2 separate regions of the Homo sapiens genome follow, and region 1 is linked to region 2. Evidence: chromatin contacts called from ENCODE Hi-C or POLR2A ChIA-PET data. All regions are on one chromosome and are shown on one strand. The core of a region is the stretch at or near the end of the contact, and the rest is flanking DNA. Distances in the headings are between cores, read along the strand shown. Region 1 has its middle 93 kb from the start of LINC00520. Region 2 has its middle 36 kb from the start of LINC00520.

Region 1 (5,868 bases), core at 965-3,464, 57 kb after region 2:
TGGGCACCCTCTCTCTGTGTGTTCTTACCCCTTCATTAGGCATTCTGTACCCCAGGCTGTCACTGTTAATTGACTCCAGTAGGTGGCAAGTTCTGGAGAACAGGGTTTCTTTCTTATGTTCGTCTGTATACTTAGCACCAAGCACTGGATACACTGGTAACCATCAATACATTTAGCTCAATGAGTGAACAAACTGGTTTTTATGCATTTTGCAGAGAAGCTCTATGAGAAATATAGATCCTGCCAGGCACGGTGGCTGACACCTGTAATCCCAGCACTTTGGGAGGCTGAGATGGGTGGATCACCTGAGGTTGGGAGTTCGAGACCAGCCTGACCAACATGGAGAAACCCCATCTCTACTAAAAATACAAAATTAGCCAGGCATGGTGGTGCATGCCTGTAATCCCAGCTATTCAGGAGGCTGAGGCAGGAAAATTGCTTGAACATGAGAGGTAGAGGTTGCGTTGAGCTGAGATTGTGCCATTGCACTCTAGCCTGGGCAACGAGAGCAAAACTCTGTCTCAAAAAAAAAAAAAAAAAAAAAAAAATATATATATATATATATATATATATAGAGAGAGAGAGAGAGAGAGAGAGAGAGAGAGAGAGAGGGAGAGAGAGATCCATATATACAAACTATGTTTTCATCTTTTTTGTCTTGAAAAATATTATTTATTAATATCCCTTAGGCTGATTACAATAAACATACAGAAAGCCTTGACTGAGTCTCAGCTATGAAGAATAAGACGATAAAATTCACACACACTCGTTAACTAGTATCCTCTCTTAATCTTGAAATTGCATCCTATTAGACAAATGATTTATGTTTACCGTAGGAGTGTAAACAGCTCTCTAATTCATGAATATTAAGCAGCATCTGTATGTCATTTAAATAAGGGAATTACTATCCTGGGAAAGTTAGAAATGGGAAAAGTAAAAACAAAAATGAAAACAAGAAAAAAATTTGGAAGAGCTCAAAAGGTTTGTCTTACCATTGGCATAAATTATAACTCTCATGGAGCAGGAACACTGTCTGGTTCACTTGGCATTCCCAATGCCAAATGCATTGCTTAGCCCAGAATATATGAAGAAGGAAGGAAAGAGAAAAAATAGGAATAAAAGATGATGAAGACTGGATGACATGGGAGCAACAATGGGCACGTTTTAAAAATACACGTGCAGTTTGTTCTTACATGAGACATGCACAGAATTTTCAATGGAAGAGTGGTCACTCAACTTCATACTTAGCCTTTTTTTACCCACCTTTCTACTTCTGGGACAGGAAAAGCCTGAAACTATGCCTCTCAGACTTCTTAGCCAGCTGGCTTACTAGATTCTGCCAATGGGAGGTAGTGATGGGAGACTATCAGCTCCAGGCAGCAGTAGCAGCAATGGAAGCAGCATCAGTGGGCAGCAAGCGCCTCTCCTGGGTTCCTCCTCAGCAGCCAGGTGATTCCTACTGTGGCAGCCAGGAGAGTGCAGTGGACATGAGCCAGGACATCATGTCCCCCTTGCTCTTCTAAGCCCTTTCCACAGTTACTTATCTTTGAGCAATTTTGCAGTTTGGATTTTTGTGCTCCCCAATCCCTCCAACACCCCATGAACCATTTACCTGTATGAAATGCCCTCTGAAATATCTGGAATATTTTCCATTTTCTTGATTAGACACTGGCTGCTCCACAGACATCAACCACCAGACATTGACAAATGCGTAAATTAACATATCCATGTTTGGTTAAAGGTATACAAAGCCTCTTTCAACGGTAAAATGCATTTGAAACCAAATAATACATGAAATAAAGAAGCCAGTTGCTAGCAATGGGTATATTAAGTGTAATCTCTCTTTAATAGTGGGAGATTATTTGATTTTAAATCAGAAAAGGTAAAGAGATGTTAGTAGCCTCAGAGGCCTCTAGACCAGGTCATCTATCAGCCAGTTGTCTGCCTTTGGCAACCACCTCAACTCTTTCTGCCTTAGTTTCACTCTCTGTAAAATGAAAAGGGCCCAATTACAGCTCTCAGTAAGATTCTAAGACTGAAGTGTTGGGGATTTATACCTTTGAATAAAGTCTTCCTTGGACAGCTGGGAGGAAAATCCCGCAGATATAAGGAGACTCTGGGCTTGGCTAGAGCTCCCAGGTAGCCTGAACCTGATATGCATGTCTGTGGGCATCCTGTTAGCACATCAGAACGCCATTCCTTGCCAGAGGTTTGTCTTTGCTGTGCGCCCAGGAATCATTTCAAAAGCTGTGGATGCCAAGTCATTGCCGTGGCAGTGACCTCTCATGACCTTTCCCATTATACTCACAAATGCAATAAAGCAAGTTCATGCAAGGTGCGTATGATGAAATTAATAGCCCTATAACAAATACGAGGATTGTGCCAGGAATCTGTCACATTATTAAATACAAAAGAACATTTGTAGACATTGCAAGCCTGCTTTCTGCTGGTAAGTTTGCTCTGCTATATTATCATTGATTTATGTCTCTTAATGTGTTCCCCAGTCACCATATATATTTTGTTAATATTAATGTATTTATGCATCTTGAAATTGCCTAATTAATCCCTTGCTTTCCCAATGAGTTATGTAAGTTGGTGGATTTATATGATAAATATTATAATGAAGAAAACATAACAATGGAGCATAAAATACTAACTTAATTTACCATACCCATGGCAAAGAAGTTTAGACTATGATCTCCCCTCTGAAATTAACTAATATTTCTTATTGCTTTTCCTAATTAAAACTTATCTCTTTCCTATATCCTAAGGGTACCATTTTTATTCCTGAAAATATGTAGGAGCTACTATGTATCAAGTCACTGTGTTGGGGGTTTTGGAGAATATTAAACTAAGCAATAAACACACTCCCCTCCCTAGGTACTTAATTTTATTTATTTTTTAAATCTAGGACAATGTCTCTCCATTCAGCAACTATTGACATTTGGCATTTGCAGCCAGATAATTTTTTCTTTTCTTTCTTTCTTTTTTTTTTTTTTTTTTGAGATGGGGTCTTGCTCTGTCACCCAGGCTGGAGTACAGTAGCACCATCATGACTCACTGAAGCCTCGACCTCCTGGGCTCAAGCAATCCCCTCACCTCAGCCTCCTGAGTAGCTGGGACTACAGGGGTGCACCACCATGTCTGGCTAATTAAAAAAATTTTAGTAGAGATGGGGTGTTACTATGTTGTCCAGGTTGGCCAGATAATTCTTTGTTATGGGTGCAGGTTCTATGAATTGAAGGATGCTTAGTAACACCCCTGGCCTCTACTCACTATATAGCAATGCACCCCTTTCCAGTTGTGACAACCAAAAATGTCTCCAGACATTGCCAGATGTCCCACAGGGGGACAAAACGGCCACCACCACCTGCCGTTAAGAACCACTGCCCTGGTAGGAGATTTAGGCCTCCATTCAGGCCTCTAGATGGTTAGAGCTCTGCGAGGAGCTCCAGACTGAGCTCCTCACTGCTTTGGTCACCTCTGTCTACTCAGCACTTAGCACAGTGCCCGGCACATCATGGAGCCTAAATAATACTTGTCGAATGTTAGATGAATAAATACACATATCACAATGCAGAATAGGCCAATAGCGAGGTATAAATAGAACACTAGAAGAGTCCAGAAAAGGAATACACTGATACTGGAGGGATAGGGGCCCAGGAAGAAGAATTCCTGGAGGAGAGATTGTGGAAAAATGAGGTTGAGGAAGGCATCTTAAGCAGAAATGCTCTGAGAGTGGATGAGGATGAGCTGGGAGATCAGTCGACCTGGAGTGTAGGGTGGGCAGAAGATCGGTTGAAGATAGGGCAAAAAGAACTTGAACTCAGTTCATGGAAGGTCTGGACATGCAAGTTAAAACCACAGTGAAACGTCACCTCACTCCAGTAAGAATAGCTATCATCAAAAAGACAAAAGATAACAAGCATTGTCAAGGATGTGGAGTAAAGGGTACCCTTACACACTGTTGGTAGGAATATAAATTAGGACAACCATTATGGAAAATAATATAGGGTTCCTCAAAAAGAAAAAAAATGGAACTACCATATCATCCAGCAGTACAACTACTGGGTGTATATTCAAAGGAAATGAAGCCAGTATGTCAAAGTGATATCTGCACCCCTGTATTTATTGCAGCACTATTCACAATAGCCAAGATACGGAATCAACCTAAATGTCTATGTGTGAACACACATGTGAGATGATTAATGGGTATATTATTAATTGTGCTATAGTTTATAAGAGAAGAAGGTTGGAACCAACATAAATGTCCACCCTACGGAATTGGTTAGATACACAACCATAGCAAAGAATAAAGCGGCTGTTCATGTAAATATGGAATGACCACCAAGAGCTATTGTTGAATGAAAGAAGCAAAGTGCCAAACAGTGGCAAAACATGTTACCATTTTCATATCATTATGATAAAAAAATGAAGGATGAAATTTCAGAAAGTGTATTTATAGATGCCTAAAATATTTCTGGAGTGTACACAACTTGATGAAATTGGTTGCTATTGGGAAAGGAATTCAGTTGCTGGAGGTCTGGGGCAAAAGGAGAATTCTTATTATGTATATGCTTTTGAATTCTTTGAATTTAGAACTTGAAAATGTACTACCTATGCAAAGAAATTAAATTTAAAATATTAAAAGTGATTGTCCACAAATGATTTCAGTTCAATTCCTGATATGTTTCTAGGTATAACAACAACAAGAACCAACAACCTCAAGCAAACGTGTTATTTATAACCCAAGCTGCCTTCTAAGGGAAGTCATTGCCCATGGAGAGTGAGTCTCCTTGTTCTGCTGAGCATAGCAATTGTTTCTACACGTGAATTTGGGGGTAGGTGCAGAATTTCTCTGCATAAGAAAGAGATTCTTCCCAGGAGGCGGCGGTTGCTGTAAGCTGAGATCCCGCCATTGCACTCCAGCCTGGGAGACAAGAGCAAAACTCCGTCTAAAAAAAAAAAAAAAGAGGTTCTTAGGTTAATTTAAGGGAGAATAAGTGAGGAGGAAATTTGGGATGGGAGAGAGTAGAAGGAGATGTGATGAGAGTGAAAGGCTGGGTTTGCTACATGGGACAGAGATAGACTATAAAAAACTGAAGACCAGAGCAACCAGAATGAACTAGACAGAATTGTATATTGTTTTTCTTGGGTGCATAATGCGATGTTGCTTCGCTGTGATCCTCAAATCTTAATTATGGTACATGCAACAGTTCTGAACATCTTTCAAAGGGTTGTTGGGCAGACCAAATGCATCATTATACATAGGTGCTTTGAATAGTGCTTGATATATAGTAAGTACTCAATGTCTTAGTTATTAATAATAATTATTACTATTTGAACTTGTTTTGAAGGTGAGGATTTAGGAGAGTGGATACTTAGTTTGGGTCAATTCCAGAGTAGAGATCAATGGACAAGATGCAGAGTGAAAAACAAAATTACAGCAGAAGCTGGGAATTGGAGGTCAAAGATGATATAAGCATAAATATTTGAGGATCTGAGGAATTTTGAGGAGGGAGCTTAGGGCTTTGGGCTTTGATAAGAGGGCATGAATTCATCTTACCTAGATCTTAAGTGTCTGTGAAATCCCAGCTAACATCTGAGTTACAGAGCTAACAAGCACCCCAAGTTCCTATGGCTCTGATTACAAACGGACAGCAAAAATGTTCCCATATGCCCTGACTGAAACTCAGCACCTGCGTGATCCCGAAGTGGACACTGAGGAGGCTGTCAGGGAAGAATCTGATATTGAAATGAAGGTCATTGCTGCCCATCTAACATTTTATAGCTAGTTTTGTAATATGGTCTATCATAATGAAAACCAATAGCACACTTACAGACTGTCATTATCCAAATTGTATAGAG
Region 2 (5,863 bases), core at 1,831-4,330:
AGTGTTAATTCCCCTGCGCTTCTGGGTTGCTCTTATCTGAATCCATCCTTCCTGGCTAGTCCCAGGGTGGGACATGAAAAGCTTGTAGAGGAGAGGTGCTATCAGGTCATGCCTGCTTGAGCTGGTCAAAACCTAGACAGAACTGGTCACTGAGGATGGATAAGAGGTGAGGCAGGGAAGATTAGGAGTTGTGTACAAGAAATATTCTATATATTTGAACTAGAATGCAAATCTGGCTGGTTCCAGACAGAACATCCTGTGCAGCTGAGACTTCTTTTATTTCTAAAGACTTTTCAATGTATATTTCCTCCAAAGCTTATATTCTTTTCATCATAGCCCACGGGGTAGGCTGCCATGATTGTTCCTGCTTGAGTCACATGATACCTCTAGAACAATCACTGTGGCCAGGGAGGCATGTTCTATAAAATGACCGCTGCTCTCTTTAAAATCATGTTTGGAGCTTAGCGAAAGGTACATTTCTCAGAAGACAAAACAGTGGATGTCTCTTGTGATAGCAAATAATAATAATAGTTATCAAAACCTCTGATTCAAAGGCTCATGGTGCTTTCAGTTTTACTTAAAGCTCAGTTTTCATAGGAACTCGGTGAGATAGGTAGAAAATATTTCATACAAGAGATAAAGAAGATCGGTGCCTCTTTGGAAAAAAGCCTCTAAAATATTTGTGGGATCTCCCTGGTCTCTCCCCTCTACTAAGTGCACAGAGAAAGAACACCTTGAGTATTGCATCCAGAAGGCTAGGCAGAGTTGGTATTATTTGAAGCAAATTGGAAAGGAATTTCAGAGATAAAGACTTAAGAATAGTTTTAATGGCTTTATTCCACAACAGCCTTCCAACATAGATTCAATTCAGTGTTGCCCAGTGGATTACAAATTTGAATGAAACTCAAAGGAATCATTCCACTAAATGGATTGAGACATTCTAGCCAAAGGATGTGGGCTTATTGCAGAGTCCCCTTGCCATGGGTGGAATGGCAGAGCATGCCATTTCTGAGCTTTCTCTACCTGGCACCTTTGTTCATCACACTTAGAACTTCTTTGGTTGGTGAGATGTGGACACTCAAAATCCTCTGGCCTGTTTTAATTGGACCTTTAATTTCATTCTTTGTCCTGGTTAATTTTGCTAAATAAACCAAGGCAAGCAGGTGGCTTCATGTGGTTACTATTGTTACTATTAAAAGCTATGATTAAGACAGCTCTGCACACCTAGTTTTAAACTCAGGCCTGACTATCCTACTTTCCTAACTCCATCCCAAATCCTTTGTAAGACTTATTTATTTATTTTTATTTATGTATTTTTTTTTTGTAAAACAAACAGGATGGACAGCTGCACTCAAATTTGTATTTTGGATAGATTCACATCATTTTCTCAAGTAAAAAGCACATGCTTTCAGTACATTTTCTTTTTTTCTCCCTTTTTTCCCCCTGGTGCTGGAGTTCATAGAATTCTAATTCACATAAGTTTTAATATTTCACCCAGCTGGACTGTGTGTTAGGGGCTAAGTTTTCCTTTCCCCTCATCTCAACATTTGTCTTTGACTCCTCCATTTGCATCTCTGTCTCTCTGGATTTTTCTTTCTCTATTCAGGCCTTTCTCCATAAATTTTCCTGTAGAACATAAAGGAAAAGACAAATTCCTGATTTGACTTTCGGTGCTGGGGTATTGTCAGAGACATTTGAACCAGAGTGATTGCATCCTGAATAGGGGTAAAATGAGTCTGAGACCTACTGGGCTGCATTCCCAGGAGGTTGGGCATTCTGTCACAGGATGAGATAGGATATTGGCACAAGGTACAGGTCTCAAAGACCTTGCTGATGAAACAGAGTGGGGTAAAGAAGTCGGCCAAAATCCACCAAAACCAAGATGGTGATGAAAGTGACCTCTGGTCATCCTCTTTGATCATTATATGCTAATTACAATGCCTTAGCATGCTAAAAGACACTCCCACCAGTGCCATGACAGTTTACAAATGCCATGGCAACGTCAGGAATTGACCCTATATGGTCTAAAAAGGGGAGTAATCCTCAGTTCTGGGATTTGCCCAACCTTTTCCCAGAAAACTCATGAATAATCCACTCCTTGTTTGACATATAATCAAGGAAAAAGCATAAAAATAGCCAATCAGCAGCCCTCAGGGCTGCTCCATGGAGTATCCATTCTTTTATTCCTTTACTTTCCTCATAAACTAACTCTCACTTTACTGTATGGATTCAACCTGAATTCTTTGTTGCATGAGATTCAAGAACCCTCTCTTGGGGTCTGGATTGGGACCTCTTTCCAGTAACAGTATGAAGGTGGGGGAAAAAGGCCCCATCTCAGAATAAAGAAATAATAAATAAGGGATAGATGGTAAGAAATTCTGGAATTCTGGGGGTAGGTTTTGGAAATTTTTTCCCTAGAAGAGGGTAAGGATCAGCATGTTGAAGCCAGCTCCAACTCCAAGTTCAGTAATGTCATTTTGATAACTTGAAATTGGCCATAGTGAAAGTACACCACCCAAATTGACATACATTACAGGTCTCTCTGGAATGCTGATTGTTAAACATTTACTAATGAATCATAGGCATTTCCATAGAGTGTGTTTGCGTTATTACAGCTAGGAGGCCTGGGTTATGTTTTCCTAGTAGACTTTATGTAAAAAGCCCATTTGTTCCATTGCCCCTCCCCATATCAGGTTCATTGGGTGAGGTGCCAAAGGCTTTGTACCAGGTGTCTGGAAGGTAGTGTTCCGATCCAAGCTGCTCTTCTGCCTGGAACTGTCTTCCTCAGGTAACAGCTTGGCTCTCATTGCTTCCTCCTTCTCTTCCAGTCTTTATCAAAAGCCACCATCTCAGTGAGGTCTTTCCTGACCACCCATTTGTCCCTGCAACATGTTCATCACTGCACATCCTGTCCCACTTTCTCTGGGCTTTTCCACGTCCTCTATCATTTTCTAACTATATACTTCATACTATATACTATATTATGTTTATTTTGCATCTCTCCTTCTGGAATTAAGCTCCTCAGCCTCAGAAATCTTTGTTTGCCCACTGGTATATCCCAAGCACCTAGAACAGTGTTCAGCACACAGTACATTCTGAATAAATATTTGTTGAATGAATCAAATAAATAATCCTATCTCTAAACAAACTGGTATTACAATTTGGTGAAAGGTATAGAATGGCAACTCTAGTCTTCTAATCTGCAAAATAATGATGTATTTTGTTTTATTTAAGGGGATTTTTTTTTTTTTTGCTAGAATCAAGTGAGATAATATACAGGAAAGCAGTACTTTAAAATACAAAGAACTTTGTCAAAGTAAAAGGCGTTTGTACTGAATGTAATTGGTTTCTCATAAAAAATAGCCACATTATCTGAACTCTAATTTGATGTTCCTTCAGAGGGTATTACCTCCAGAAGGAAGAAAGGGAGGAAGAAAGGAAGGAAGTGGGAAAGAAAGGAAAGTTAAAGAATAGCAAGAAACAGAATAGGCTGCCCCAGACTGAGCCTGCTCTTGTTAATGTACTACTATTAGGACGATACTATTTTTAAAATGAGGGTTGAAACTGCCCCTCATGCTTGGCTAATGACATGGTTACATCATAAAAAAGTCATTCTTCTCTGGCAATAAAATGCTACTCTTTTAAAATCAAGGGATTCTTATAGAGTAAGAAAAAAATCAGTTGCTTACTGATACCTGGAAAATTAAATTCATTTCACATGGGAGGAAACTTTGCCTTCCAAAGAGCTATTTCTGCATTAGAAGAGAGACTGATTGTGGAGTTCTATGTATTTATGAGATACCTGTGGCACAAAACACTCAGTTGTAATGTGGTTTCATAGAAAAATTATGAAGTAAGTTGCCAAGGAGAACCAAAATCCATCCATCCATCCATCCATCCATCCATCCATCCATCCATCCATCCATCATGGCTAATGTCATGGACTCTAATTCAGAATTTTGGATGTGAATTTTACCTCCATTACTTAATAGCTGTATGATCTTGGGCATGTCTTCTTCACGTAATTTCCTCATCCATAAAATTGGAATAATATTAGTTCTCACCTCATAGGATTGGTCTGTGGATTAAATGAGCTAATATACATAAAGCTCTTAAATAGAGCCTGATATATAATAAGGACTATGTAGGCATTAACTATAACTAATTTAGCCAATATTTATAGAAACCCCACTAGGCGCTTGGTAAAATGAGGCTGAGACTTACTTGGCTGCATTCTCAGATGGTTGAGGCATTCTAAATCACAGGGTGAGACAGGATGTCAGCACAAGATACAAGTCATAAAGACCTTGCTGATAAAACAAGTTGCAGTAAAAAAGCCAGCCAAAACCCACCCAAACCAAGATGACGAGACTGACCTCTGGTTGTCCTAATGACTATACTCCCACCAGCTCCATGACAGTTTACAAATGCCATAGCAACGTCAGGAAGTTACCCTATATGTTCTAAAAAGTGGACCCATGAATAATCCATGTGTTTTTTAGCATATAATCAAGAAATAACCCTAAAAATGGGCAAACAGTAGTCCTCAGGGCTTGTCTATGGAGTAGCCATTCTTTTATTCTTCTACTTTCTTAATAAACTTGCTTTCACTTTACTCTGTGGACTTGCCCTGAATTCTTTCTTGCACAAGATCCAAGAACCCTCTTGGAGTCTGAATTAGGACTCCTTTCCTGTAACAAAGCTATTACTTATAAGTGGCATTTGAAGTGCAGGGCAGTCTTGTGGGGTGGATCCCTCAACCTGCTACTCCAGATAGATAGATAGTGCCAGGTTTGAACTGAATTAGATGACACCCAGCTGGTGTCTGCTGAATTGGTTGGTGTTTGTGGAAAAATCTCACACATGTCGTATCAAAAGTATTGTGTTGAGTGGTGTGTGAGAGTAGGACGTTTTGGTTTTTCCTATCTTTTAACCATCTGAGAATGCAGCCCAGTAGGTTTCAGCCTCATTTTACACAGCTCCTATTCAAGATGGACTTGCTCTGATTCAGACACCTCTGACAGCTTGTCATCTAGTCTCTTGACCTACCAGTTATATATCAGGGTTTCCACAACTGCCTCCTTGGTTTCAATTAATTAGAGCAGCTCACAGAAGTCAGGGAAACACTTGCATTTACCCATTTATTACAAAGGATATTTTGAAGGATACAGATGAACAGCCAGATGGAAGAGATGCATAGGGCAAAGCATATGGGATGGGATTCAGAGCTTCCATACCCTCTGTGGCAGGCTACCCTCAAGGAACTTCCATGTGTTCAGTTATCTAGAAGTCACCAACCTAGTCTTTTTGGGTTTTTATGGGGGCTTCATTATATAGGCATGGTTGATTACATCATTTGACATTGGTGATCAACTTAACCTTCAACCCCTCTCCCTTTCCTTGAGGTTGGTGGGGTGGAGATGAAAGTCCCAACCCTCCAATCCTGTCTTGGTCTTTCCCATGGCCAACTCCCACCCTGAAGCTATCTAGGGGCTGCCAGGTGCCAGTCATCTCTTTAACATACAAAAGATACTCTTATTACACTGAAGATTCCAAGGGTTTTAGAAGCTGTGTGCCAGTATATATGTGTGTGTGTGTATATACACACACACACTATATATATATATATATACACACATATATGTGTGTGTGTGTATATACACACACACTATATATATATATATATATATATACACATATATATATATCTTATCATAAATCACAGTGTCATAGTACTAGGCACACCTTTCCCTATCATTATTCATTTGTGAGAACAATTTTAATAGTTGCATAAGTATTCTGCAAAATATATATGGATATACCTTAGTGCAGTGCTTCTCAAATTAGTCTGCATTAGAATCAC

What was found. Hi-C counts contacts between places; a loop is a spot of excess contacts on that map. ChIA-PET counts read pairs that join two places held with the same protein, here RNA polymerase II (POLR2A). Pooled maps may share reads with other maps.
Region 1: a loop to region 2 is called in a map of PC-3, with 6 times the contacts of the local background. The contact joins two enhancer-like sites. A Hi-C loop is called at or near these places in 1 of 168 maps with a recorded cell type or tissue (PC-3) and 1 of 50 pooled maps. POLR2A ChIA-PET finds 5 or more read pairs at or near these places in 1 of 52 experiments (BJ).

The regions. Positions count from the first base shown.
Region 1 is chr14:55,887,042-55,892,909 of GRCh38, forward strand. No RefSeq gene overlaps it. Among named protein-coding and RNA genes, the nearest start is that of LINC00520, 93 kb to the left of the region's middle. Within about 2 kb of position 2,215, at least 3 of the 41 ENCODE cell types and tissues checked have a DNase peak (open chromatin) inside an H3K27ac peak, as active enhancers do.
Region 2 is chr14:55,829,636-55,835,498 of GRCh38, forward strand. No RefSeq gene overlaps it. Among named protein-coding and RNA genes, the nearest start is that of LINC00520, 36 kb to the left of the region's middle. RefSeq lists an enhancer at 2,416-2,710. Within about 2 kb of position 3,081, at least 4 of the 41 ENCODE cell types and tissues checked have a DNase peak (open chromatin) inside an H3K27ac peak, as active enhancers do.